Linked DNA regions of Homo sapiens: region 1 is linked to region 2. The links are chromatin loops, found by intact Hi-C in ENCODE. Cell type or tissue: dorsolateral prefrontal cortex. All regions are shown on one strand.

Region 1 (2,500 bases), 470 kb after region 2:
CCTTTTGAGTACTAGCCATCTTAATGAGTGTGAAATGACATCTCATAGTTTTTATTTGCATTTCATTAACAGCTAGTGATGTTCAGCATATTTTCATGTGTTTATTGGTTATTTGTATATCTTATTTGGAGAAATACCTGTTCAGTTCCTTTGCCCATTTTTTAAATTGGGCTGGATTTTTTTGTTGTTGAGTTGTGGGAATTCCTTATATGTTTTTGATATTAACTCTTAATCCGGTATATGGTTTGCAAATATTCTCCCATTATGAGGGTTGGCTTTTTACTATTCATAGCGTCCTTTAATGCTCAAAATGTTTTAATTTTTATAAAGTCCAGTTTTTTTGTTGTTGTTAACTGTGCTTTTGGTGTCATATCCAAGAAAATATTACCAAATCCAGTGTCATAAAGGTATTCCCCTATGTTTTCTTCTAAGAGTTTTATGTTTTATGTTTAGGTCTTTGACCCATTTTTTTTTTTTTTTTTTTTTTTTTTTTTTTTTTTTTTTGAGACGGAGTCTCGCTCTGTCGCCCAGGTCGGACTGCGGACTGCAGTGGCGCAATCTCGGCTCACTGCAAGCTCCGCTTCCCGGGTTCACGCCATTCTCCTGCCTCAGCCTCCCGAGTAGCTGGGACTACAGGCGCCCGCCACCGCGCCCGGCTAATTTTTTGTATTTTTAGTAGAGACGGGGTTTCACCTTGTTAGCCAGGATGGTCTTGATCTCCTGACCTCATGATCCACCCGCCTCGGCCTCCCAAAGTGCTGGGATTACAGGCGTGAGCCACCGCGCCCGGCCGACCCATTTTGAGTTAATATTTATATATGGTATAAACTAAGGGTCTAACCTTATTCTTTTTCATGCCCCATTTCTTTCTTGATTTTATTTCTTTTATAAAGTCCTAAACTTACTATCTTTTTATTATCCAGGAAGTTGGGATAAAAGATCTTAAACTGCCTTTTTACATCTTCCTGAGATCTAACAGCAAAGTCACATATGAAGTTCATGCTGGTGGATGCCTTTTATCACAGTATCATTCATAACCTGGGTGAGGGGTATCCCATAATGGAGTTCATTTATGTCCTCATACAACCAGAACCGTACTGTCTGCATCCACAGCATTTCTGTAGCTTCAGGAGGCACTGACTATGTGATGAGGGAGGGGCAGGACAGTTGCCCATATCTAGATACATATGATAGGCCCCTCCCTTCATCCATTTTAATAAACTAGGGGTTTCCCTGCAAACCTTTCTCACTCAGCAATATTCAAAATGAGAGATACTGTTCTTTGATCTAAAATTCTCAGGAACCATTTTTAAAGAGTTCCTCAGGGTATTGCATGTAATAGTCTAGAAAATGGCTCATTTTCTTCACTGAATAGCCCCTTATGTCCATGGTTTTTTACCCATCGCTGTCAACTTGCCACTCGAATTATTTTAGCTGTGGTTGGTCTCAGCTGACTCATCAAAAAAATGATAGTAGCCCAGTTTCTTTGGGTTAGAGCTCCATCTGTTGATCAAAAAGAAGCTCATCTAAAAGAGATTCTGAGCTTACTTTCAGCCAGCACTGAAGGCACTAACCAAACTATTGAATATTTAGCAGACCTACCAGCGATTCAGAATTCCCTCCCAATCCATTTTGCTAGCTCGTGAAGTTCAGGGTCTATCATTTCCACATTCCATGATTTCAAAGCATGTGCCATATCAAACCAAGGATGAATTTTTTTAAAAATGAGTCAGTTCTGCTGGGACAGATGGATATCCATATGCAAAAGAATGAAGTTGTGCCCGGGCACAGTGGCTCACACCTGTAATCCCAGCATTTTGGGAGGCCAAGGTAGGTGGATCACGAGGTCAAGAGATAAGACCATCCTGGCCAACATGGTGATACCTCATCTCTACTAAAAATACAAAAATTAGCTGGATGTGGTGGTGGGCGCCTGTAATCCCAGCTACTTGGGAGGCTGAGACAGGAGAATTGCTTGAACCTGGGAGGTGGAGGTTGCAGTGAGCGGAGATCACGCTACTGCACTCCAGCCTGGTGACAGAGCGAGACTCTATCTCAAAAAAAAAAAAAAAAAAAAGGAATGAAGTTGTACCCCTACTTCACACCTTATCTAAAAATTAACTTAATTAGCCAGGTGTGGTGGCATATGCCTGTAATCCCGAATACTCGGGAGGCAGTCTCCCTTTGTTCCCAGGCTGCACTGTGGTGATAGGAGAATCACTTGAACCTAGGAGGCGGAGATTGCAGTGAGCCAAGATTACACCACTGCATTCCAGCCTGGGCAACAGAGCAAGACTCTATCTCACAAATTAAATAAATACATAAATAAAATGGATCAGTGACCTAAACTTAAGAGCTCAAATTATAAAACTATTAGGAAAAAACATAAGGGTGAATCTTCATGACCTTAGATTTGCCAAAGGATTCTTAAAGATGATACCGAAAGCACAGGCAACAAAAGAAAAAGTAGATAAATTAGAATTTATCAATGTTTAAAACT
Region 2 (2,500 bases):
CCAGGGCCAGGACCTGAGGCTCTCTCCTCCCTCAGGACCTGGGAAGGATGCATCTGAGCTTCTTCCTTACTGGCGACTGTGGTGGTGGCTTGCTCCTCTGTCCCCTCATCTGTCCCAGCAGGGGCAAGTATGCAACACACAGAACAGGGCTTGCTGACCATGTGTACTTCATGCCAGACACACGGCTAGATTTCCCCCACAATCTCCTACTTCCGGCAACGGCATCTGATTTGGGACAGCAGCCCCATGGCAGCCAGTACTGACAACGGTGAGCAAGGGTGGAGGAACTGTAGCTTCCCCCAGATTAGTCCAACCCAAGGAAGCTGCTGGCCGTACTGTGGAAAACCCAGGGCTGGTACAGGCCAGGGTCACTACAGACTATTTCTCTCTCCACTCACAGTCACATCCTGGGAACAAAGATGGGGTCCCTGCCCTCCAGGAGTTTATGGTCCAGTTGCCTTGGAGCCCAGTGAATGCTCTGCTAGAGAGAAAACACAGAAGCTAAGGGCACACTGAGGAGAGACTCAGAGAAGTCTTCCTGGAGGACAGGACTTAAAGTGAACCTTGACGATAACTGAGGGGCCTGGAGGAAGGGTGGGATGGGGAGCTTAGATGTGTGGGGAAGACCCCAACCCCCATCAGCCCTTTTCTCAGGCCTCAGAACGGTCCGCTCCCCCTTCTCCCACTGCCCGCTTCCTTCCCACTCATCTGAGCCAAACTTCCTTCCCAGCTTTGCCTCTCCTGAGCCAAACCTCCACCTCAGCCAGGGTTCCATTTCCTCGTCCTCCTCCCTCCTCTTCCTCTGAAGGTGCCCATCCTCTCATCTCCTTGACTCTTTCCTCTCAGCCCAAAAACCTGCTCCATTGCATCCAGCCTGAAAATCCCTCCTTAAGCCAGCACCTGCCTCTGCTTTCCTTCTCCACAGAACTATTGAGCAAATGAGCTACATTTGCCATCACCACCTCCTTCTCTCCTACTCAACTGTACAATCTGGTTTTTGCTGGCAAATGCTCTGTGCTCCTTAAAGTCCCCAACAATCACCCCATTGCCAAATTCCTCAAACAAACAAGCTGTGTTCAGCCAGGCCTCCAAGCCACTGCCCATGCTGTTCCCTCTTGTACCTCTGTACCTTTTCCACTTGGCAAACTCTGACCCAGCCTCCAAGCTGCCCCCAGACGTGCTATAGTGTGGGTACTTCCCTGGCCACCAACACCTGTTCCCATCCCTGAGAGAAGTCCCTCTGCTGAGCTCCCACAGCACTGACACACACATATCCATTGTTACACTGTCCATTACAGCAGCTGCCAGCTGGTCTAGAATGAGTGTTATTGCTGACAACAGCAGCAACCATTGTGTGAGTCTCTCTAGGCGCCAAGGACCATCCATCATCGTGTGTGATCCTGCAAGCAGTCGCACAAGGCAGGTGACTCAGAGACAATGTCACAGGGCCATGGCCTTCCTACCAGGCAGCACTGGCATCTGACTGGGAACCAGACTCAGAAATCAGTTGTTTATACATTAGTCTTCTCACATCAGACCTACGTGAATTCTTTTAGCGCACAAGTCATATTTTATTCATCTTTGTGACATCAGGACTTCACATGGCCTGGCACACTGCTGAGTCTCAGCACACATTTATCAGACTGTGGCTGGCTGCAGCATCCAGAACTGGCTTGGCCCCTACACTGGCCTATAACTAGGGGCTGCTGAGGAATACACGGAGGAAACCACTGAGATGAGGCAGGATGAACGCCAGGGAAAATCTGTGAATTATAAGAGCTACTGTATCAACATGGGGAAAGGGCTCCTCCGGGCCCAGTGTGGGCCAGCCTCCAGTAGGGTGGCTACAATGCAGAGGAGGCCCTAGAAACTGCCAGTCACCTCTAATCAGGGCCCAAAGCCTAATTCAGCATGCGTTGGGGGTCTGCTGCAGTGTTTCCCCTCTGCCCAAAACTAAAACTCATGTTAGAGGAAACCCTGAGCCTCTTTCTCTGAAGGCACAGCTGCCTCAGGAGGGGCAGGCAGGTGCTGTCTTGTCAGGGATCGGATCTTGGGCCCACTGCAGCGAAGGAGACATGTCTGTACCAATTATCACCAAAATCTAAGAGTAGGATAATAAATATATTTGGTTTTTGTCCCCCAGTTCTCATCACAGAGCAGCTAAAACCCTTGGAATTTCCTTAAGGTCAGAAGTATCTTCAGTTATGTATAACAAGCCCCTTTCCACAACACCTGAGCTTATGCTAATGTGATAATCTGGGAGAGACTAAGGATTGGGCCAGTCACCAGAGACACCAAGTGATTAGAGGATTAGAGGACTGGAAATATCAGCGCCATCCACCAACCTCCAGGAAAGTGGGGGTGGGTATGTAGGACATAGAGTGGGGGCTCTGAGATCAAGCTCTATAAAAACTCTTGGATAACAGGATTTGATGAGTTTCTCTAGCTACTGGGAGGGTGAAGGCCAGGAGAGGGCAGGGAAGTTCCAATACCACCATTC

What was found. A loop is a pair of places that touch in the nucleus more often than their neighbours do. Peaks named below come from ENCODE experiments on the same cell type or tissue, not always from the same donor. Only the 100,000 strongest peaks of a DNase experiment are listed, where the experiment ranks them.
Region 1: it touches region 2 in a loop (2.5-fold over the local background); 17 of 110 quality-filtered maps call a loop at or near these places.

Annotation. Positions count from the first base shown.
Region 1 is chr22:40,897,761-40,900,260 of GRCh38, forward strand. All of the region lies in intron 4 of XPNPEP3 (X-prolyl aminopeptidase 3), which reads left to right. Among named protein-coding and RNA genes, the nearest start is that of DNAJB7, 37 kb to the left of the region's middle. In dorsolateral prefrontal cortex, CTCF peaks have their summits at 1,488 and 1,689; no DNase peak of the experiment used is centred here; H3K4me3 peaks cover 363 bases.
Region 2 is chr22:40,425,508-40,428,007 of GRCh38, forward strand. All of the region lies in intron 7 of MRTFA (myocardin related transcription factor A), which reads right to left. Among named protein-coding and RNA genes, the nearest start is that of SGSM3, 56 kb to the left of the region's middle. In dorsolateral prefrontal cortex, no CTCF peak of the experiment used is centred here; a DNase peak (open chromatin) is centred at 1,354; H3K4me3 peaks cover 965 bases; H3K27ac peaks cover 2,500 bases.